3 separate regions of the Mus musculus genome follow, and all the other regions are linked to region 3. Evidence: chromatin loops called from intact Hi-C (ENCODE). Cell type or tissue: heart. All regions are shown on one strand.

Region 1 (8,000 bases), 64 kb after region 3:
TCTTTCTTGGTTGAGAAGAAAGAGAAGTGGAGAAACTAGCCACACTTCCTGGGTAGCCCATAAGTTAGTTGGCCTCGAAGTGTAAGGACTTGGCAGGGAAATTCTAGAGGAGATTTCAAGCCTTCTACAGCAGTGGTTCAACTGGAACGTGTTACCTTGTGTTTAGAGCAGGGGCAAGATGGAGAGATACAGTATCTACTCTGTCTTCACTGTGAAGTTTCAGGACTCACAGTACCAAGTGGAACTGCAGAGACTGGTGGGCAGTTTAGCAACCCTCTTATTTTCATCCCATACAATTTTAGGGTGTGCCAGTCTTTAACTATTTTTGCCATTTCTTTTCATAAAATGTGAACATTTGTATTTGTGGTAGTCCTTTGAATAGAAGCCGTCCTTTCTGCTAATAGCAGTTGCTAAGTACAGACTACAGAGGGATGGTGAGAACAGGCTGTAGGTTTGAGAGAGCAATGTGTCTGCAGTCTTGGGTATGGATCTCACCAACACCTCATCCCCTCTACTCAGCACACACATTCTTTTAGTAGCCAGAGACTGTGTTTGGAAAGCTGCCATACAAATGTAGTTCAGTGGAACAGATTTAATGAGCTTTAGTAAGCTAGGGACTATGGCTGATCATAGAGAGGGAACTGGGGTATGTCCTTAAGGAGTTGTCATTCTAGATGAAAGAGACTTTCACAAAAATATATATAAAACCATTTCTTGAGCTTTGTACATGATTAGCATAATTTTTAAACACTAAAATCATGTTTTTGTGTGTGTCAGAGAACAGCTGTTGGGAGTGAGTTCTTGTCTACCATGTAGATCCTAGGTCTTCAGACCAGATCATGCATATCTCCTGAGCCATTGTGTCTTTTTGTACATGGTTATTAAAAATAAATCCAATCACTGGGTGTGGTGGCACACACCTTTAATCCCAGCACTTGGGAGGCAGAGGCAGGCGGATTTCTGAGTTCGAGGCCAGCCTGGTCTACATAGTGAGTTCCAGGACAGCCAGGGCTATACAGAGAAACCCTGTCTCAAAAAAACCAAAATAAGTAAATAAATAATAAAAAAATAAATCCAACCATAAAAACATACATACAGTGTAGGAAGTCCCCAAGTGATTGTCCCCAGTAATCCACTACTGTTACCAGTTTAATATTGGAGGGATTGAGATTTGAAGTGTGCCTATAAAGTAAAAGCCGAGAGAGGAACTGGTGGGGAAAAGGCGGTCACACTGAAGGTACCATCCTGTTCCAGGAGGAATATCTCTAGCTTCTTTAGCACTGGTAAACCTTCTGCTGGGACACCCTGGTGACAGAGACCAACCTTTGTGAAGCATCCACTAGCACCTTCTGTGCTAAAAGTCAGTGTGTTGGGCACCTTGCGAATGTTACTGAGTTCATGCTTGTACTCTTAAAGCAGAGGAGGCTATGCTTTCATCTAGGAATCTGAGGAATCCTTGCCAGGGTTATGTAGTTAGCTGCAAGTGATTTGTGATATGTATGTAAGATAGTCACTTTGTGGCTTAGCTTCCTCATGTCTACAGTTGAGTGGTAGGGCTGGAGAGATGGCTCAGCGATTAAGAGCACCTGACTGCTCTTTCCGAGGTCCTGAGTTAAATTCCTAGCAACCACATGGTGGCTCACATCTGTAATGGGATCCAGTGCCCTCTTCTGGTGTGTCTGAAGACAGTGACAGTGTATTCACATAAATAATAAGTCTTTTTAAAAAAGTCATCTTAAAGTTGAGTGGTAATTTACCTGCTTCATAAAGAGGTGTTGAAGCCTAATGAAATGATGCCCAATAGGTCAGTAGGATGGTTTGAGGCATGTTAGTAGGTTCTTAGTAAGCATTAGCTACTATCTATTATATCCTGTTTCTTCTTCAGACCCCCATCTCCTCCTCACATGTGATTCACATATGCCATGTACTTTCTTCCCGGTACAGTTGCTCCTCCTAGTTTTGTCTTGTTTGAGATAGGCTGTTACTCTGCCTTGGCTGGGCTGGAACTCTAGTAGTGAGTGGATCAGGCTGGCCTTCTGCTCCAACCTCCCACTTGCCAGGACTGTAAGCACACAGCACCATGGTGGCTTTGAGTCTCCTGCTTTTTGTCAGCTTCTTTCTCCTCAATGCTTCTCATTCCTCTTTTAACTATTCTCTACCATCCGTGTCCTCAACACCTTCCTATCTATTGGGTAGCCTCCTAGCTCACCTTGCTGCCAGAGAACCATTTTGTCAGGTTAATCTGGCTCATACCACAGCTCTCTGTTAAAACCATCCCAGATCCTTTATTTGAATCCTTGAAGTTCAAGATTTCCCAATTCTGACCTCAGTTCACCTTTGACACCTGGTCTCTCACTGCTACCACACCTTTCTGCTTTCTTCTCCCTTTCCCGAGAGGAAAAATTTGATTTTGTGCTTGAAGATCCAGATTAAAATATTACTTCAGTTTTCTAATCCTTCCCTCATCTAAACTGGTTAGTTTCCTTACATCTTTTATATGAGTTAACATGTACCATCTTGGGATAAAACTTGTAGTCACTTCTGATCTGTGGAATTGTAACCCTAGCTCAGACGTTGGGTATAATTCTTGTATGGGTATTAACAATATTTAATAGCAATACATTACACATACTTCATTAAATGTTTCTAGTTGTAAAGTGAGGGAATTCCTTTAACTATCCCAGGAGGTGTCCAGTGGGTGGCAACGCTGTCGAGATCTTGTCTGAGTGTGACATTTCTTTTAGTCATATAGTTGCAGCAGACTCTGAGGATGATGAGTCCCTGTGCCTGTTGAGGGCTCTAGCCAGCGCCTGCCATACTCAGAACTGTGCCTTGGCCCCTCGGCCCCTCCCCACAAATGCCCACAGGAACAGCGGATTAGGTTCTGGCAGCACAGCTGGGATTTTGGCGGCCATTCCAGTCAACAATAGCGCAGCTATCGGGACAGAAGAGCGAGGCCTACGCTCCGCGGCTAGAAACTGCCTGGGCCGCTCGTTTGGGTGGAGGAGTGGGAGGAGCAGGCACACAGCATGGCATCTTGGCCTTGCTACGCAGAAGGTAGGGGCTGAAGAGATTCCCTGCGGAGAACAGGCTAGGGTGGCCAAGTCCTAGGGCGGGCAGGCGGGCGGGCAGGCAGGGCGCTCTGAGGAGGCCTGCGCTTTGTGTGGCGGGGAGCCGGCGGGCGGCCGTGCGCCTGCAGACACGCCCCCCTCGCCGCGCCGCAGGAAGCTGCCCCTGTACAAGGCCTGCGCCGTGCGGCTCCCCTGCGCTCGGCTCCCAGGCTTCCTCTGCGCCGGGCGCCTTTCCCGCCAGGGGCTGGCCGTGGGTTCGGCGGCTCTGGGCCTGCCCGATAGGGCTGGTCTCGGAGGTGGACAGGCCGTCACTGCTACTGCCTTAAGCCCTGCTGGAAAGCAGCGAAGGGGGAGTGTCCTGGCCATCTCAGGTTGGTGAGGCCGGCCACCGCGGGTGCGTTTTTGTGTGTTTACGCCACAGCCTCCAGCCCTTGCTGCGCGTGCTCTCCCTTCAGCAATGGAGCCTGCGGGCTTGCGCCCTAGCCACTCTCCCCGCCCCCGCACGTCCTGCTCAGTTTTTAGGGCACGGGCAGGCTTCACCTGGGTCCTCCTGGTAGGCGTCGTCCCCCCCCCGTCCCCCCCCCCCGAGCTCTTGGCTTCGCTGTTGCTCCCAGACCGCGCGGAAGCTCGCTGTGCCTTTAAAGAAAGCAGACTCCTGGCTGTGACGCACTTCTGGCTGTCAGCCAGGAAGATTGCTTCTGCCTGGCCGACTGAGAAGAAACCCAACAACTTTTCTTTTGTGTGTGGGGTTACTTTCCACTGCCCCCCCCTACCCCTGTCCTTTCAAGATTTAAATGCTAATGGCGGATTAAAACCTGTAGATACGTTTGGCTTTAGGAGTCCGGTAAGGCCCCCAGCACTAAGACTTTTTCTCCCTCACTCTTTCTCGGGTTAGTTTTGTTTTGTTTTGTTTTTTCAAAAAAATGGACGAGAGGGTGGGGTGGTTCATCCCCCTCACCTCCCTTTGCTGCGCCATCCTTAGAGGGGAGGGAGAGGAAAGGGAGAGCAAGTAAACACTGAGAAACAGGCGCTGGCCCTGCGCAGAGCTTGCCAACATCCGGGAGTTGGCGCCTTTCTTTCCCCTCATAGATGTCAGCGTGTTTTTGTTTGGAGGGAGTAATGTGTGCGCCTGTCCTAGAGCTATAGAGACGGCCCAGTAGAGGGCTTCCCTGTTTCCTTGTGTGGTCCTAGATGTTTTTGCGGTGTTGGACAATGAAAACGTGTCTTTTTTTATTTTTTATTTTTGTCAGCTGCCAGGGATCTGAGTGTGTGAATGTAGTGGTTGGGGATAGGTGCTGATGAACTGCCCCAGAGGGCTGTGTATGTGCGCTTGCGCAGGCACTTCACACAGTATCTGCCTGTAGGCCGCAGTCTAGTTCATGATTGCAACTTTTCTGCTAACATTTTTCCGATCATGACCTTACGAATATGGGGGAAAGGACTAGGTGTCAGTACTGTTAGCTCTGATTAAGCCCGGCAATGTGAAAATAGACTGACCTCAACAGAAGCAGATTGTCCTTTAATTAGAACAATGAAGGGCAGCAGGCTCTCTGGGGAGTGGAGGCTGAAGAGATACAAAGGGCTTGGGGTTTTATAGGGCAGAAAAGGGAACTTTTGAAGGTTGGCGATTGCATCTGCAGATCTGTACTCTGCAGTCTCAAAACTGTAAATACTCAAGGGTTGGTGTTTGGACTTTCTTGTCAGGAGCGTCCCTGTTCCTAGGTGTTATGGGCCTACTTACTTCTGGGGGCTTCTCAGTCCTCCTGAGGCTTTTAGGTCATTAAAAAACTCTTTGCCTCCTCCTCTTTCCCCTTTTTCTCCTCTTGATTATGTGGCCTTACCTGCCCTAGAACTCAGAGCCATCTTCCTGCCTCAGCCTTTCAAAGTGCTCTAGAGGTGGGAGTCACCAAGGACGATTTTTTTTTTAAAGAAACAACGGAATGTGGGGTTTTCCTGAAGTCTTTTCATTCCTTTCCAGATTCTCAGGACTCTGAGTCAGAAATCTAGGTTACAAAGAGAGTGGTGTATGTGCAGAGGGAGAGGCCTGAGCTGAAAGTTAGTGCCTTAGAGCAAGTAGAGAATTCATCCAGTAACTTCATTTGCTTTTGATTGCAGAAATGCTGAGAAACAATTGACTTGTCCACACAGCCTACTCAGGGCTTTCCCCCATAATAGAGAAAAGATAATGCTTTTCTTGGCCTTTTTTCCCCCTTTTTTTCTTTTGGTATGAATGGTGGTGGTGCACATCTTTAATCTCAGCACTTGGGGGGCAGAAGCAGGCAGATCTCTGAATTGGAGCCCAGTCTGGTCTACAGAGCAAGTTCTAGGATAGTCAGGTTTACACAGAGAACACCTGTCTTGAAAAAAACTAAAGGAAAACCATCTCAAAACAACTCAGCCCCTTTGTTAGCCAGAGGACACACCAGCAAGACAGCTCCTTTTGTTGTTTGGGATTTAATTTTTGTTTGTTTTTCTTTTTTCTTTTTTTGATTTCCTTTCTTTTTTAATTAATCATTCTATTCCTTTACATCTCAAATGATATCCCACTTGCCTGTTACCCTCCACAAATCTCTCCATCCTGCATCCATCCTGTACCCCCTCTCCTTTGCCTCCATGAGGGTGCTCCCCCACCCACCCACTCTCTCCCACCCTGCTGCTTCAGTATCCCCCTAAGCTGGGGCATCAAACCTCCACAGGACCAAGGGCCTCCCCTCCCATTGCTGTTAGGCAAGGTGGTCCTCTGCTACATAAGTATCTGTAGTCATGTGTGCACTCCATGCCCGTGCACTGCACTCCTTGGTTCCTGATCTAATGTCTGGGAACACTGGGTGGTCCGGCCAGCTGATGTTATTCTTCCTATGGGGTTGCAATCCCCTTCAGCTCCTCTGTTTTTGTTTGTTGTTTGTTTAATGAGTACACTGTAGCTCTCTTCAGACACACCATAAGAGGGCATCAGATCCCATTACAGATGGTTGTGAGCTACCATGTGGTTGCTGGGAATTGAACTCTGAACCCCTGGAAGAGCAGTCAGTGCTCTTAACAACTGAGCCATCTCTCCAGCCCCCCCCCCCTTTTAATTTGTTTGTTTGGTTTTGTTTTTTTGAGAAGTGATTTTCCTATGTCACCCTGACTGGCCTGGAACTTGGTATGTGGACCAAGCTGGCTTTACACTCACAAAGATGCGCCTGCCTCTGCTTTCTGAGGGTATGGACCACTACACCTGGCTTTGCTATTGCTATTGTTGTTGTTAAGACTGGGTACAAGCAATCCTCCTGTCTCCACCTCCCGTGTATAATGAATAAACATTTTATCAAGGTAGCTTGGCCTTTGTCAGGGCCCTCTAAGGTAGCAAACCAGGTAAGATCCAAGTCACAGGTTAGTTGCCTGTGTCTCTTGATGTATTCCTCCCAGAGGAACTCCCAACATCAGTGTTCAGTCCAACAGCGCACAAGTTGCTCAGGTGAAGGAGAGGGTATCTATTTTAGGGAGTGGTGCTGGAGCCTGGAATTTTTATAGCAGGGTAACTGATAGTTAGGTTTTGCCTGAACTCAGGTGTACAGATGCTGCAGCCATTTTCTTACCTGTGAGTCTCTAAGCCTTTGGAACTTTGGAGTTGGAGCCTGGTGGGTTTGAGGAATGACACCTTGAGGTGGAAGCCTGTGGCCCTAACATTCTGGGAGTAGGAACAGTAAAAGAACGAGGGTCAGTGCTGGCAGGGGCTCCTAAGTTGAGAACTTGAACAGGTCAGTAGCCAAGACCAAAGTTCACTTTGGTGTTATCTTGAGGTGAGGTGGTGGTGTTCAGGCAGGTAGCCGTTAAGAAGGAGCTGAAGCCCAGACTAAGGGATGGCACATGGGAGGAAGGAGTTGGGCTGCCTCACAGACCCTCTGGCATATCACCAAAAACCACAATTGTTTTCAGAAGAGACCTCCAGAGCTGAGCAACCTGACCCCTCTCTGGTCTGGTTCTTGCATCTAGCAGGTGGTTTACATTAGTCTCAGCCCTTATAGGAAACTGTGGCTAGTCTTTAACTCCTTCAGATCCAGAGCGTGCAGACCAGATGGCAGCGTATTTCTTGATGTCACTCTCCTTGTCCTGACACATCTTTTGTGGAAACATAGAGGACTTCCTTCCTTCATTCTTTCCTTCTTTTGTTTTTCAAGACAAAAGTTTTTCTGTAGAACCCTAGTTGTCCTAGAACTCAGTCTGTAGACCAGTCTGGCCTCTGATTTACAGAGATCCCCCTGCTTCTGCCTCCTGACTGCTGGGATTAAAGTTGTGCACCACCACCACCCAGCTTATAGAAGATATCTTCTAAGTGTGGAAATTAGTCATGATACAGGGAACTATGTATGGCAGCTTGGAAAGTATAAAGAGGACAGAAGGGACAATAAATATGCAAGGTCACTGCTTTTCTCTGTGTTCCTTGGAATGGGGAAAAGAAAGGGTACTTTATCAGCTTTTGGGAAGCCTCATTTTTGGATTGTGGTTACATTTCATTTTCAAAGAACCAGGTATGTGGGAACTCTAAGGTTCAGGGTCCTGCAGTACCATCTGGATTTTGTTGTCCTTGTGGTCAGAGTGAGTTGGGGTGGGTCTAAGCCTTCTGTGAAATGGCTCACAGAAGGCTACAATTGCAGGGAATCCGTGTTTCCATCACCATCACCCAGTCTTCTGGGTGGGGCCTGCCTCAAATTTCAGGGGGAGGGTGGAGAGGATGGTGCTTTGGCTGAGAGCCCTTGGCTGCTGCGCTGAAGTCTGCTTAAAGCTGTAGTTCCAGTGCTGAGCACTATCTGCCACTGGTTTCAATCATTGTTACTCAGAGAAGCCATCATTACCAGCCAGTGGCTATGCTTCCTAAAGCTGCACTCTGGTGTCTTGAGGAAGTGCTCTTTGTGATCCTTAATGACAAGATCTTTCAGACGTTTC
Region 2 (8,000 bases), 160 kb after region 3:
GTAAACTAATAAAAGACAACACTCTTGATTGACATTCATTATGATCCTCAAGGATATTTATACTGCTTCAAGAATTTTTTTTTTTTTTAATTTAAAAGGGGTAGTTTGCCAGGCATGATGTGCATGCTTGTAATCCCAGCTGCTCGGGAAACTGAGACAAGAGGATTCTGAGTATAACACCAACCTAGGAAACTTATCAAGACCTTATCTCAAAAGAAAATGTAAAAACAGAGCTGGGGTTAGAAAGATAGCTCAGTGGCTAAGAGCACACATTGCTCTTGCAGAGGACCAGCACACATATTGGGTACTTTACAACCACGTGTAACTCCAGCTCCAAGGGATCTGACACCTTCTTCTGGACCCCACAGATACCCATACATTTGTATGCATGCACACATACACATGAATTAAAATCGATCCTTTTTAAAGAAAAGACAAAGTAGCATCTAACAAAGTAGCACATGGCTTCTGTAAGTAATAAATGAGATAACCAAGGTAAAGACCTTAAATGGTAGCTGTCTTAAAGATTCCATCAACAGTGCTGTTTCCACAGGTAGTTCTACCCTAAGCCCATCTTTCTATCCTGCTCTCCAAGGCAGAAGAAGTTATTAGCCAGACCAAAAGATGGAACTGCTATTCCAGACTACGCATGTACTAATGACATCTGATTTTGGAAAATATAGACATAATATTCTGAAGAATAAATCACAGCATGTGCCTTCTTCCAAAGTGCATCACGCCCATCTTAACCAGGCTCCTCATTATTCTTTTCCAGCCTGGACTCCAGAATAAGGGGTGTCAGGCAGGCAGAAAGTTCAGGAAGAAAGCAACACTGATCTACATGCAAATCACAGCTTTTTATGGTAGGTTAAATCTTTAGTCTTTCAGCTATTTCCATTTCTATCATGACTTCCCGTAACCAACTTTAGGGTTGTTTCTTGTGCCTCACTGCACTTGTCTCACACACAGGCACAAGAACACAAACATCCCAACACTTACTTACTAGCTTTGTAATGGCCTATTTGCATATCTACCCACTGGACTGTAAACTGATAAAGATCCTGTTTTACTCACCTTTGAATTCCCAAGGCATGACATACAGTAAACTCCCGTAGTTACATATTAATGATATAGGTCACCTTATCATTCATTGACTAGGGAAAGCTTGAGCACAAACAGAGGAGACACTGGTAGAAGGCACACAAACTGAGATCTGTCAGATCCTTCTTTCTAGAGCTTCATGATAACTTCCTGCTTCTCAAGTTACTTTTTTAAACTCATAAGGAAAAGAACACAACCAGTTCACACAGAATTTCCTCACAACAAGGATATATTCTTTCTTGGAAAATAAGCAACAAGGGTTCTGGGATGGATGTTAGTGGCTTCATGTAAAGTTGACCTGTAGACCTAACACTGAAATATGTATCATCCAACTAATATTACTTAAATCCTTAAAACACTAAGAAGCAGAAAGTCAAAACGTAGCCGGGCATCAGTGGCACACTCATATAACTCCAGCACTCACAAGAGAGAAAAGGAGAGAAAAAGGGCAGAGTTCAGTGACAGCATGTCTCCAAAAAGTCAGATATATGAATGGTCTGGTGCTGCTATGTATTCAAATACTAAATTCTGTACCCCAAGATCTGGCTGCCTCAAAGTGAGAAAATTCCCATGTACACCAGTCTTTGCTGTGAAAACCTTGCTCTCTAATTTAAAACTATTGGCTAAATAAAACTGGGGCTAGCCAATTACTGGGGAAAATAGGAGGAGGCAGGGTTTAAGTTACCAGGCAGAGGTCACAGCTAGGGATGAAGAGGAGAAAGGAGAGAGAGAGAAGACAGGAAAGAGGAGGTCTCCACTAGCCACGACGGACCAAGAACATGAACCCAAAATTGCTGGAGCTGAAATAACCCTTCGGGAAGACTCAAACAGCAAGTATTTGGGGAGCAGAGTTGGGGATGTAGCCAGTCGAGCCATTAGAAAACTAGACAGGGCCAGGCAGTGGTGGCACATGTCTTTAATCCCAACACTTGGAAGGCAGAGGCAGGCGGATTTCTGAGTTCGAGGCCAGCCTGGTCTACAGAGTGAGTTCCAGGACAGCCAGGACTACACAGAAAAACCCTGTCTCAAAAAAAATAAATAAATAAATAAAATAAAATAAAATAAAAAATAAAAAAAGAGAAAAAGAAAATTAGATAGGGGTAATTTACCCAGTAATTGTGCTAAAGTTAAATAAATAAATCGTAGTCAAAGTCTCATTCATTTAAAAGCTAGACTGGGATAGAAATATTCAATTAAGTTACATATGAAACCATCTCAGTGAAGAGCCATAATTAACCAACCATAAATTTTAATTTCAGCAACTTATTTATTATTCAAAATACCTCAGTTAATAGCTGCCAACTGTAAACACAGAGACTTAAAGCTAAAAGGGGCCTTGTAAAGTTATTTCTACAACCACTTCACCTTTCTAACCAAGCACCATTCAAACACCTTTAGTCTCTAACAACTGGCAAGTGAGAAACTAGGCCACCTGTTACCTGTTAGTCTAGTGTTTTCAGTTTATTCCAACCAGAAAGCAAAAGCAAAAACAAATTAGACTCATACCATACCAAGTAACTGTCATTCCTAAACCTACTCCTTGCCTCAGGCTCTTCACCAATCTAAACCACATCAAAGACATAGGAAGAGACTCTCCCTGACAATCACTACTCACTCTCCTAGTCCTCCGGTGTTATCTCTATCCATACGCTGGCACACAGAAGACCACAAAGCAACTCGACACTACCACTGACCACTTGGCCTCAGATTGCTCCTTATCGCTTACCTTCGTACTTTCCTTCAGAGCCCAGGACTTTTCATTTCTTTCAAGCTCAATGTCTCCTTCAAGGACCACTAGTAATTCAATACCTAGATTGCTAAACGCCTAGTAGATAAAGGGTTCATACCTTTTCAAGTTCACCTTGAAGGGACCGGTGAGAGAGGAGGGGGCGGGGAGGATGAACGAGAATAAGAATATGAAGTAGAAAACCATTCAACAACTGGAAAACTTTCCCTGGCTCTCTTCTCGGAACCACAATACACATAATGCAATGTCTCTTCTTATCCCATAACGACACTGTAGACTTTACAAGAGGAAGGTCTCTTGAGTTCCAAACACTTAACCCAGGTCTTGTCACAGAACTAAAAATGTTGGTTCAGTGAGCAAAATGGACTGTTTCTGCTACATGACTGTTCATTCATTCACAATCATTCATTCATTCATTCATTCGTTGACCAAAACTTTACTGAACATGCGATATGTACAAACCTTCAAATATAAGAATAAGATGGTTCCTGCCTATAATTAAAAGCTGTAATACTAGTATATTAGCATTGTGTCCCCAACCTCCACATCAAGCTGGTAGTCCTTTCCCACAGTGAAAGCCTCGGCCTTGCCTTACAGAAAAGTCCACGCCCCTCCAATTAATGCTACCTCTTAGCCCCAGAGCCTACCTTGGACCTCCGTCTTAATTACCTCAAAATCTTTAACGTCTCTCCCTAGCCTCTGCCCTGCCCTTCATCACCACCCTTAAAGCTACTGCCAACCTACTTCACCATGAACGCCTCGGGGTCCCTGAGTCAGAAGCCCTCAGATTTCCCTCACAGAAAACCCGCCTCCCCGTCAGCTCCCTTTTCCTCAAGATCTTTCCTGTTTCTCCCAGGACCTCCGGCTCCCATCCCTCACTTCCTCTCCCTCCACTTCCAAGCTGCCTTTCCTTTCTTGTCTCTCAATTCCTCTTACCTCATCTAGCTCCCTTTCCGCAAGAGCACCTCCTCCAACCTCCACCTCCACCACTGCCGCCATCTTCACGGCCGGCCCCCACCCCGGTCCCCCGCGAGCCAGCTGCTTCCGCCGCTCAAGCGCTTGTAGCCAATCGGAGGCGCGGCCTGGGCGGAGCAGCAAGACCGGCGGATGCCTGTGAGGAACCTAGAGACCGTCTACCTGCTCCTTCGGAATTAAGAAGGGGCGACTCGTGCGCTGCCAAGCTTCAGCAGGAGAGCGTTCTCGGAAAACGAAAAGTTGTTCTTGAACTATTTCATTGTAAACATGGCACCAGTCCGCACTGTGGAGAGGAAAAGGGAGAGTCCCTGAATGCGCAAATTTCGCGACACTCCCTCGCTTAGGACACGAGCAGAGACGCGTGTGCACTAAGAACTACATTTCCCATGCTGCACTGAGTCCGACCCGGAAATTTAAGTCCCACTCGCTAAGGGCGGACTGGAGCGTGTAAAAAAAAAAGAAAAAATATATATATACACGCACGCGGGGTTTTGTTATTTTGTTTTTAGATGTAGTAACTGCTGTATTTCCTCTTGGAAGTCGTCTTTCAGAAAAAGCGGCTCCCGTAGGACTCAAAACCCGTTCCTACAGTAGAAAGGCTTGGGGCCAGAAGGCGGAGGTCACGGAACGGAATTGGCGGGAGAATAAGATCCGGAGCTCCGGAGCTGAGGCTACCACGACGTAAAGTTTACGAACTCGGGTGAGAAGGGTTGGGATTTGTCATCTGGAGAGAAGTAGTGAAAGGGAGGAGGGTGGCCAACAAGAAAACGAACAGAGCACCCGGTTCCGGAGTTTTAAGCCTCAGAATCTGAGCGTTTAAGAATCAAATGGGACCTCAGTAAGTAGCAGATAATTGCTAATCATCTGGGTGTTTCTTCCTTTTACGTTAGATATGTAAGTAAGAATGAGTCAAACAAAAAACCTGTTCTCCAGGAGCTCACAACCTTGTCAAGACATAACCATATAGTTGTTACTGGGGAGGCACTTGTTAAATATTAAGTAAGAATTAGCAGAATGGAGCTGTTGCTTTGATTAAGACGAGCATGTGTGTGACGTTTTAAAGAGAGCAAGTATTCCAAGCAGAAGAAATAGCATGAGAAGATAGGAAGAAAACTTAAGCGATGATAGATTGGAAAGCCACTGTGGCTAGAAATGAGTTAGGATTCATGGAATTATATGAGTAGGATATTGAAGAAAAAGTCAGATCTGAGGCGAAATTACTAGATCAAGACAGCCCTGGCATGAGCATAATGCCTGAGATACCAACATTTGGGAGGCAGAAGGATCTGGAGTTAAGGGTTGGGCTAAACAACACAGTAAGAACTTCATCTCAAAAATACTTTCTTGGGGACCAGCAAGATGGCTCAGTGTTGGAGCTGGAGGTATGGCTCGAAGATTAAGAGAGCTTTTTCAGGAGACCCAGGTTGAGTTCCCAACACTCACGTGACAGTTCAAAATCGTTTGGAACTCCATTTCCAGAAGATCTGACACCCTCTTCTGGCTTCCTCCAGCACTAGGCACACAGGTAGTACATATATGTGCATGCAGGCAAAATATTCTTACACATAAAATATAAATCCTCGGGGTGGGTTGGGGGGAGAAAAGATGGCTCAGTGGGAAAAGGCAGTTGCTACCAAGCCTAGTGGCGTGCATTCCGTCTCCAGAACTCGTATGGTGGAGGGAGAATCTGACTCTGCAAGCTCTCTTCTGACCCCTGCACATCCACCCACACACAAATAAATGTAAAAAATAAATTTAACCAGGCATGGTGGCGCACACCTTTAATCCCAGCACTTGGGAGGCAGAGGCAGGCGGATTTCTGAGTTCGAGGCCAGCCTGGTCTACAGAGTGAGTTCCAGGACAGCCAGGACTACACAGAGAAACCCTGTCTTGAAAAAAACCAAAATAAATAAATAAATAAATTTAATAAAAAATACCGGCTAGCTTGGGTTACATAGCAAATACAAGGTCAGCAAGGACTATGTAGCAAGATCGTGTCTTTTAAAAAAAAAGAATCTTGAGAGACCCTTACCTAAAGACATTCAGATATCATTAAACACTTGTTACTAATGAATTATTGAACCTGAATGATAAATACATAAGAGTTCATTTACTTTCTTGTGTTTTTGCAGATATTTAAAGTTTTAACCTAGTCCAAGCGTGGTGGGGCATTCCTTTAATCCCTGCACTTGGTAGGTAGAGCTAGGTGATTCGCTGTGAGTTTAGATACCTGGTTTACAGTTCCAGGTTTACAGTTACAGTTCCAGGACGATCAGAGCTGCTCTACAGGGAAACCCTGCCTTGAAAAGCCCTAATAAATAAAATTTTAGTCTGGAGAGCTGATTGAGTGAATGAAGTATGGTTTTTTTGGTGTGTGCAGAGCCTGAATTCAGATCCCCAGCACCCACATAGAAATGCCAGGAGGCTGGCTGTAGTGATGAAACCCTTTAATCCTGCATCCAGGAGGCAGGGGCCAACCTGGGCTGCATAGCAAGTTCTAAGTTCTAGCCAAGACAGTATTTAAAAAAAAAAAAAAAGCACAGCAGCAGGTGGTGGTGCCTGTAACCTCAACAACACTGGGAAGTAGAGAGAGGAGGTCCTGGGGGATTTGCTGGCAAGCCCTCCTAGCCAATCTTTGAGCTAGGTTATGTGAGAGTCAGGAGCTCCTGACTCAGAAAGCAAAGGGGAGAATGAGAGAGGGCACCTGCCATCATGGGCCTTGTGAGTACATAGGAGCGCACTCCTAAAACGTTTCTGAGCTGTGTATGGTGGCTCACGCTTATAATCACAACACTGAGCAGAGTTGCCATGAGTTCAGGATCAGCCTGTGCCACATAGTAAGTTCTAGACTTGCCTGGGCTACAAAGTGAGATTGTGTCTCAAAAAAACAAAAACAAAACAAAGCAAACCCAAAAAAGTTTAGCAAAAGACCAACTAAAATACCCAGATGAAACGGGCCAGTGGTGGCACATGCCTTTAATCCCAGCACTTGGGAGGCAGAGGCAGGTGGATCTCTGAGTTCAAGGACAGCCTGGTCTACAGAGTGAGTTCCAGGACAGCCAGGGCTACACAGACAAACCCTGTCTCAACAAACCAAAAGAAAAAAGAAAGAAAGAAAGAAAGAAAGAAAGAAAGAAAGAAAGAAAGAAAGAAAGAAAGAAAGAAAGAAAGAAAATGTGTGCTTATTTATTTATGGATAAGTTCTTCCTATGTTGCCCAGGCTAGCCCTGTACAAATATTTTTTTTTTCCTGTAGTGCTTGTCTCTGAGGCTTACTACCTCCCTCTGCTAACCTAGGCTTCGTCCTGGAAGCTTCTAGCATCTGTACAACCCTTATCTGGGCCTAGAATATTTTCAGCCTCCGCTATTTACTCCTGAGTAAGAAGCTCATCTTTTCTCGTTCTTTCTGAGCTCTGGCTGGCTGGTTAAACTCAGCTGTCCTAGCTCAAACTCCTCCCCAGGCTGACTGGTTCAATTTGGCTTCTTTCCACTTCTCACTGAATTGCCCTGCTTGGCTTTAAACTAACTCTAGCAATCTGTTCTAATCTCCTGGCTTGTCATTCTCTGGCTTGTTCTCTCTTCAACCTAACTCTGTAAAACTCTTCCAATAAAACTGCCTCCTCCCCCTCTCTCTGTTCCCTCTTCTTTTGTTTTGTTTTGTTTTGTTTTGTTTTTGAGACAGGGTTTCTCTGTGTAGCCCTGGCTGTCCTGGAACTCACTCTGTAGACCAGGCTAGCCTCTAACTCAGAAATCCCCCTGCCTCTGCCTCCCAAGTGCTGGGATCAAGGCGTGCACCACCACCGCCTAGCTTGCACTGTTTCCTCTTACGTAGTGACTCTTTCCTCTCTGTTCTCATGAGAGTTGGGCATATCCTATTCTGTCAAATCTTTCTCTGATTCGTCATTTTGTCAGCTTCTAAATTAGACATCACTTTCAAACACGTGTGCTTCCTTCTACAAACTAGTTTTACCTTCATTGTTTATATTAAAGCTAACGGCTGAGCCATGCACACCACAACTAGAAACTGCTTTTCCTTCCTAGTAAATAACACAATCTCCGGGTTCACAATGTGATCAAATATCCTGCAACATGGCCCCAAAGTCCACCTCACCCTCTCCTGTAGCTGGGATAACAGGTGCATGATGCTATACCTGGCTCCTGTGTTTGTTGTTTTTATT
Region 3 (8,000 bases):
ACTCCTCTGATCCATTATGGGAAGCAAAAGAGAACAGCTTTGTTGTGAAACCCATTCACATTCTCACTGCACTTTGTCACAGTAAGAAGCAATTTAAAACACTACGCCTGCAGCTGGAGAGATGGCTCAGTGGTTAAGAGAACTTGTCACTCTTGCAGAGGACCTAGGTTTGTTCCCAGTACTCATGTTAGTTCACAACCATCTAGCTGTATCCTCAGTTCCAGAAGATCCAACCCCCTCTTCTGACCTCCAGGGGCTCACACAAGTAAACATGAATATAAGCAAAACACTCATAAATTCTAACAGCAAACAGCAAACAAACAAAACATTTGGCAGATGGCTTAGTGGTTAAGAGTACTGGCTGCTCTTCCAAAGGTCCTGGGTTTGATTCTCAGCACCCACAACTGGTTGCTCACAACTGTCTGTAACTCCAGGCCCAGGGGATCCAGTGCCCTCTTGTGGTTTCTGTGGGCACTGTATGTACATAGTGTATAGAAGTACATTCAGTACATTTGGGCAAAGCACCCATACATATATAATAGAAATAAATAATATCATTTAAAAATTAAAGAAAATACTATCTATGGTATTTTGGTGTACACTTGTAATCCCATCATGAGGAAGGCCAAGGTAGGAGATCCAAAGTTTGAAGCCAACCTGTACTACATTTGAGACCCTATCTCAAAAATAAATCCACCCTCTATACCATGTTAGAGTGGAGTGTTTGTTTTTTCTATCCAAGGATTTTCTGTTTGCTCTTCCCTGGAGGTGTGGGTCCTCCCTGGTCCTGTGTATTTTCTCCAGTCCTGTATTTTTATATTTGTATCCCCCTCCAAAGAGAATTCTCTGTAAGTGCAAATATGTACATGCACACACCACACATTCTCACCATTCAGCTTTCTTCTCCAGGACCACCTATAGGGGATAGCTGTTCTTTCCCCCCCTGCTCCTCCCCTTAGATCGGAGCCTGATAGGCTATTTTTGCAAGACCCTTGGTTGGAAGAGGGGTGTCTGTTAAAATCTAGATTGTATGAAGGAATGTGAAGCATTTGTGATGTGGGCATGAATTGATGTACCTGAGAACCCACAAGGCCCTGCTTACCTGAGCTGAAGGCTCCTAAGAAAGACCAGGTACCGGAATGGGAGTCCTTCAGAGGACTAACCCCAAGGATGGAGGCTGGACCTGATTTCAATTATTGATGTTGAGGCTGTTGTTACCTGAGACCTGCAGTTCAGGTTACCAAACTTCAGCTGCCTCCTATTTCTCAGGCCTTTGAGAAACTTAGCAGAACTCTAGGGTCTTAATCTGAAGAATTAATAAATATTACTAGGTGACTTTTCTAACCCCTTGGGATCAGGACATGCGGCATGGTGTAAACCAAAGTAATTGAAAATTATTTACTGAATTCAAAACCCAAGTTTTCTGGGTTGTTTGTTTGTTTGTTTTGTTTTTTGAGACAGGGTTTCTCTCTATAGCCCTGGCTGTCTTGGAACTCATTTTATAGACCAGGCTGGCCTCGAACTCAGAAATCCGCCTGCCTCTGCCTCCCAAGTGCTGGGATTAAAGGCCTGCGCCACCATGCCCAGCTCCCCAAGTTTTCTGTAAGTAAGTGTTAGGGTATCAGTTACAGAGTAAAGTCAGACTCTGTCCTTGTCTCTCAGTTACTCACATGTGGTAGAAGAAATGAACTAAAAAACACAACTATAGAATACACTGACCACCTGACTAGGGATTCCATGGTCTGGATCTTGGGCTGTTTTCTGCCCAGCTACCTATCCAAACTGAACACTAGAGTGGCACACTATAGACAATAAATATTTGGGGTATGTATTTTTTTAAGATTTATTTATTATATCTAAGTGCACTGTAGCTGTCTTCAAATGCACCAGAAGAGGGTGTCAGATCTCATTATGGATGGTTGTGAGCCACCATGTGGTTGCTGGGATTTGAACTCAGGACCTTCGGAAGAGCAGTCGGTGCTCTTAACCACTGGGCCATCTCTCCAGCCCTGGGGTATGTCTTTTTTTTTTTAATTTTTTTTAAGATTTCATTTATTTATTTTATGTAACTACATTGTAGTTGTCTTCAGACACACCATAAGAGGGCATCAGATCTTGTTACAGATGGTTGTGAGCCACCATGTGGTTCCTGGGATTTGAACTCAGGACCTCCAGAAGAGCAGTCAGAGCTCTCATCCGATGAGCCATCTCTCCAGCCCTGGGGTATGTCTTTTAAATTAAGTTTATGTGTATGAGTGTTTGGTCTGCACGTATGTGTCTGTGCACTGTGTGTGTGTACTTGCCTGCTGCCAGAGGCCAGAAGGGGCATTGTTTCTCCTGGGTCTGGAGCTATATATGATTGTAAGTCACCATGTAGGTGCTGGGAATTGAACTTGGGCCTTCTGGGGGAGCAGCAGCCAGTGCTCTTAATCACTGCGTTGTCTCTAGCCCTATGATTTGTTAATAAGTGAGTGGCACCAGATTAAGTAAAGAGAAGTGCTCAGAAGAGAATCAGAAAAGGCAATCAGGAAGAAAAGTTTGTATTGAGACTTTGAATACTCTAATCCCTGATTTGGAAAGAGAAGTGTCTGCCATCTGCCTACTCAGGCAGAATTCACCTTAGTCAAGAAACTGCCAAATACTTGAGTAGAGAGATGGCTAAACTGTGCCTGCCCCAAAGTTTGCCAATCTAACAATTCCTACGACCCTCATGGTGGAAAGATACAACCAACTCTTAGAAGTTATTCTGTGACCTCCACACTCACATACTCAAAATAAAAATACATATGCGTTTAATACTGGTAAGGCAGAGGTAAGTGGCTCTCTGAATTCGAGTTCAGCCTGGGCTACACAGCAAATTCCAGGTCAGTGAGGGCTACGTAGTGAGACCTTGGTCTCTCTCGCACACATAAAGGACAAAGAAACTAGCAAAGAGTTCTGAGTGAAGTACATCTCCCTCCAGTACGCTACTCGCCACTTGCATGGCACTTAAGAATTTATCTTGATATAGCACTGGGCCCACAAAGGTGGCCCTGACACCATGTGACCACACAACTCGTCGCACTGCACTGGCCACTAAAGCTAAGGGACGCAAGGATTCGGAGTTAGAGACTAGGACAACAAAATCATGTGACTCGCCCCGCCTGCCTTCCTATCACGTGCCGCGGGTCCGCTCACGTAGGACGCACTTTTCCATTGGTTGGCGATTGTCACGCGGCGAGGCGGGACCGGAAGGCAAGATTTGGCTGTGGCGCCGGAGCGGCTTTAGGACAGGCTAGGCGAGGGGGAGGGGAGCGAGAGGCAGCCGCGGGTCATGTGACCGGAAAGGCTCCTGACGGACGCCGTCCCTCCTCGGCGCCGCCTGAGCGCCCGGCCCGACCCCGCCATGGGGTGCTGCTATAGCAGCGAAAACGAGGACTCGGACCAGGTGCGACAGCGGCGGACGGGGTTTGGGACTGTGGGCTACGACCGCGGGGCTCGGGGCCCAGAATAAAGCCCGCAGTGGCGGGGAGCCGGACTGCAGGCTCACCGAGTACGGAGGCCTGGAGGGGACAGATTACAGAGAGGACGGCCAGCCGGGCTCCTACCCTCTTAAAGATCCTAGTCTTACTTCTGCCTAGGGTTGCGGCGGTCGCCGCCTGACTCGGCCCCTCCCCTTCCACTCTCCAGTCCCCTCGTATCTCACCACTCGAATCCTCAGACTGGGTTCTCGGGAAACATTCGCGCTCACAGATTCCTCTGTCTTCACTGCAGCTTGGCTTAGTGGACCCATTGTAGAGATAGGTAATTTGAGGCTCTCAGTCTCCCGAGATAAATCAGGAATTTCTGTGTGTTCTGTCAACTGTTCTGCCACTGTTGGCTTGGTGTCAAAAGTTGACACCAAGTTACTGTCATTTGAGTTGGCCAGTGAAGAATTAATAGAGCGAAGACATCGGGACGTTGGGGAGCAATAGAGTTTGCTTTGACCGATATAGAGGAAAGGGGATTTGATTTATGAGTTTGGTTTGCTGTTCCCTGCCTGGTGCCTGAGGGTTCCTCGAGCTAGAGAGTTCCTCTCTGAAGAATGTGATTGTAGATCTTACTCTTTTCGAGAAAGCATCGACTTGGAGAGACTTCAGTGTCTTGTTTTTAAATTTCCATCTTCCCCTTGGTGCATCTCATTCCTCTCTACTACAGTCCCTTCCCTGCCTAGACGCTTTTGAGGAGGGGAAGACTTTTGCAAGGCTGGGTGTCAGCCCCCTGGCCATTCCTCTTAACAGCTGCCTCGAAGCCTGAGCCCTGATGTCTACACACAGTAGGCACCGTGCCACAGAGAACAGTTTCACCCGGTCTAGTGGAGGATACAGTCAGAGACATAAGTGGTGTCGCTGTACTTGGGAAGGTGTTCTTCCCCCCAGTGAACCCTGCAGTTCAGGAGAATGTGATTTGTGTCGGGGTGAGTGCTTCCTGAACCTCATTCATTGCTTGACCTGAGTTTGACATGCCTGTGGCCGTAACTTTCACTTCATTCTGTCATGCTAAAGGCTAGAACTGCAAAAATAGGAACCCACCACAAAACAACAGAAAAGGAAGAAGAAGGCAGATATCCCTGCCTAACAGCAGAGTTATGGAGGGAAAGCTAAAATTCCACCTTCCTCTTTACAGATTCTCATTTCTGGCTGGTTTGGTTTGTTTTTAAAAAGGTCTCCTGAAGCCCAGACTGGCTGCAGACCTGCCATACAGTTGAGGATGACCTTGAATTTCTGGTTCTGCTTCTCCCTGAGTGCTGGGATCCTAGGCATATGTCACTCACTATGTCCAGTTTTATGCAGTCGTAGAGATCAAACCCCAGGGTCATATCCCCAGTCCCTCTTTAGGTAGGCCCTCTTCAGCATTGCCTGTCCCTGTATTAGAAGTGTAAGAATTACCTTACACCTAAGAGAGTGAGTCCCAGTACTTAGGAGGCTGACACAGAACTGCCTCAAGTTTGTGGTCTGTCTGGCTACACAGTAAGTTCAGGGCCTGTCTGTCTCAAAAAGAAAAATGTATAAGCAATAGGTCTTCAGAGGCCGCCTACGATTGCTTCATTTGACTCCTGCTAGTTACCTGTAAAATGTTTAAAGGTGAGGGAAAAGTTAGGAGGATTGAAGCAATTTAGCTAATGTTAGAAGTACTCTAGCCACGCCGGGCGTGGTGGCGCACGCCTTTAATCCCAGCACTCGGGAAGCAGAGGCAGGTGGATTTCTGAGTTTGAGGCCAGCCTGGTCTACAAAGTGAGTTCCAGGACAGCCAGGGCTACACAGAGAAACCCTGTTTCGAAAAACAAAAAACAAAAACAACAAAAAAAGTACTCTAGTCATGGTGTTCTAAGAACAAGACACATACCTTATATACTGGGACAGGCTCTGAGGTAGTGGTGGGCAGACACCTTAGGTCTGCTAAAGTCAATAATGAAATCTTGACTCAGGTTGTATTGGCTTAGGAAGCAAACCTTGATGTAAGAAACCTACCCCATGTATCACTCATTCTGTGGGTGTCAGGTGATGTCATTAACTTTTTCCCGGTGGGGTTGGGGATGACACGGCCCTATCCTGAAGGAATATTTGTCAGGAGCAGTGCTGGGGAAAGGACCGGCAGCAGCCGTGGGGGACTCCTTGTGACCACCAGCTTCCCTTAGAGACCCTTTCACCTTTGGTAAACCTTTTATCTGTCTAGCCTATTGATACTGAGGAAGGAGAAAGATAGATTGTCCAGGAACCTGAGGCAGAAGACCGTAGATGTTTCCTTCTGTCGTGGTGAACTGGGTCGAGTGGTTTGAGGACATTTGGGCAATGTAGTTCTGAGGAGGAAGAGCAAAGTGGAAAGGCTGAGCCTGTCTGGGGTGGGGCAGGCCAGGCAGGAGGAAGTAGCCATCATAGGGAGAGTTGTGAGCAGGAGAGCTGGCTCCTGTAACTGGGAAGCTGGTGGGAACTGAGACAGCCCAGGAGGACTGCTGAGACTGGCTGGCGGCCACTGGAAGTTGATGGGTCAGCACTGGCCAGCATTCCTCTCCTTCTACACACTATACTCCTTCAGAAGTTGCCATGTCCCGAGCCTTCTAGGGCCCAAATAGACTTGAATCAGGTCTGCTTATCCAGATTGCAGCTGACACAGCCAGCAGGGGTCTCTACTGATGGACTTAAGGCAGTAGATTAGAACAAGGTCTGAACCAGGACAAGGAAAGTCCAATGTTAGGAGATGTAGTTTTGGTTTAATTCTAAATTGGTTCTGGTGTTTGAGGTTGTCTGTGGAGGTTAGTAAGCAGGGTTGCTGGAGACTGGGCTGACTGGGTCAGGGAGAGTGTAGTTTGTCTGGGAGGAAGAGCTCCACTGTTCTCTCAGGTCAGCAAATCAGGAGGTAGAGGCCCGACCCTGGCGAGTACCAGGCCAGCTGGGTTCTATAGTACCCTCGCAGCCTGGGGAACATGGGAGGACTGTGCTTTGTGTGCATGTGTGTACAAAGATCCTGGAGAGAAAGGGGGGGGAGAGAGGACATTGGTGACTGTATCTCGGCTGTGGGCTTGGAGTTTCTGCACTAAGATAAAGCGAGGAATGGCAGCGTACAACTGGCCTGCTTCCTTGCAGTCCAGGGACTTATCTGGCCATGCTAGGGCCTTATGTTGTGGGTAGACATCTTTGCTGGGCAGTACTTTCCCCGGGGAACCAGGAAGGCTGTTCTTGGGCTTTTGACTTGCATTGATTTCTCCTCTAGAACCTTACTTTGATATTTTCCCGCCTTCTCCAACTTTCAGTCAGTTCCAATAGCCTTTGTCCAGAAGGGGTTGACCAGTTACTGAGGCTCCAGGAATGTCAGTGTTGCTTTGCTCCCCTCTGAATGTTTTTTAGGTTCTCTAGGTTCATCCTAGACCACCAACTGGGCCAGTCTGAGAGTGAATGTTTTCTGACTCTGCATCTACCTGGACACTTGGAGTCATGCTCATAAAAGTAGTTTTAGTATGTCAGAACCTTTGAAATGAAAGGAAGATTAGACTTAAGGCCCTGGGGCTGACTTTTCTCTACTGGCCCCTCCTAGGATCGGGAGGAGAGGAAGCTGCTGCTGGACCCCAGTAGCACCCCTACCAAAGCCCTCAATGGAGCCGAGCCCAACTACCATAGCCTACCTTCAGCTCGCACAGATGAGCAGGCCCTGCTTTCCTCCATCCTTGCCAAGACAGCTAGGTGAGTGTCACAGGACCAGGCTGGGACACAGGCAGCCAAGTTTGGAACATAGAGGATGGGACAAGGTCATTAGGGAGCGATGTCACTGGGTTCTGCCTTGTTACGGTGGGCTGGCTGAGTACTAGTGTCAGAAGGCCTTGGGATTCGCACCTAGCACTGCTTCTCGTCTGTGACCATCTAAAGCACCTGTCATGTCTTCTCTGTCTCTCCTTTTCAAAGCAACATCATTGATGTGTCTGCCGCAGACTCCCAGGGCATGGAACAGCATGAGTACATGGACCGGGCAAGGCAGTACAGGTAAGCATGGGCCAGCTGCCTAGACATCCTTCTCTAGCTCGGGAGTTTGCTCTCCAGTCCAGGCTCTTCATTTGGGTGGAGCCCAGAAAACTAGCTACAGATCACTTAAGTGCCTCAGGCATTCAAGTCGGCCCAGTTTGCCCAATGTGTTTGATCCAGGGTGATCAGGTCAAAGGAGTACAGCCAGAGTGAGTTTGGAATGAACTGTACCCTGTCACCATGATCCCTTGGCCTGAGGGAGTGAGGCTGGCCTGGGCAGGACAGGGCAAGCTTTGGCCTAATTGTCCTTCCCTGTCTCCTCCCTCTTGGCCAGTACCCGCTTGGCTGTGCTTAGCAGCAGTCTGACCCATTGGAAGAAGCTGCCACCGTTGCCATCTCTCACCAGCCAGCCCCACCAAGTGCTGGCCAGTGAGCCTATCCCCTTCTCTGACTTGCAGCAGGTGAGCACTCCTGGCTGGTCCCCTACCACTTCCCACATGGCTTCCCAGGGGTGGAGGGTGGGTGGGT

What was found. A loop is a pair of places that touch in the nucleus more often than their neighbours do. Peaks named below come from ENCODE experiments on the same cell type or tissue, not always from the same donor. Only the 100,000 strongest peaks of a DNase experiment are listed, where the experiment ranks them.
Region 1: it touches region 3 in a loop (3-fold over the local background); 6 of 42 quality-filtered maps call a loop at or near these places.
Region 2: a loop joins it to region 3, with 2.5 times the contacts of the local background. A loop is called at or near these places in 16 of 42 quality-filtered maps.

Annotation. Positions count from the first base shown.
Region 1 is chr7:101,966,913-101,974,912 of GRCm38, forward strand. Numa1 (nuclear mitotic apparatus protein 1) reads left to right here and starts at 2,931. Exons shown (of 25, transcript NM_133947.3): 1 at 2,931-3,057. In heart, CTCF peaks have their summits at 3,303, 4,222 (motif pointing right) and 7,885; DNase peaks (open chromatin) are centred at 3,259, 3,729, 4,119, 4,379 and 1 weaker place; H3K4me3 peaks cover 2,799 bases; H3K27ac peaks cover 3,502 bases.
Region 2 is chr7:102,061,282-102,069,281 of GRCm38, forward strand. It overlaps Rnf121 (ring finger protein 121), which reads right to left and starts at 3,884. Exons shown (of 9, transcript NM_029211.3): 1 at 3,785-3,884. The coding sequence starts at 3,847. Xntrpc (Xndc1-transient receptor potential cation channel, subfamily C, member 2 readthrough) reads left to right here and starts at 4,210. Exons shown (of 22, transcript NR_104582.1): 1 at 4,210-4,523. Xndc1 (Xrcc1 N-terminal domain containing 1) reads left to right here and starts at 4,210. Exons shown (of 11, transcript NM_001286689.1): 1 at 4,210-4,523. In heart, no CTCF peak of the experiment used is centred here; DNase peaks (open chromatin) are centred at 3,920 and 4,460; H3K4me3 peaks cover 3,133 bases; H3K27ac peaks cover 2,265 bases.
Region 3 is chr7:101,902,614-101,910,613 of GRCm38, forward strand. Tomt (transmembrane O-methyltransferase) reads right to left here and starts at 3,746. Exons shown (of 4, transcript NM_001081679.1): 1 at 3,686-3,746. Lamtor1 (late endosomal/lysosomal adaptor, MAPK and MTOR activator 1) reads left to right here and starts at 3,224. Exons shown (of 5, transcript NM_025605.3): 1 at 3,224-3,427; 2 at 7,051-7,196; 3 at 7,416-7,493; 4 at 7,807-7,933. The coding sequence starts at 3,386. In heart, CTCF peaks have their summits at 454 (motif pointing left) and 3,446; DNase peaks (open chromatin) are centred at 3,218, 4,328, 5,928 and 7,768; H3K4me3 peaks cover 1,896 bases; H3K27ac peaks cover 2,925 bases.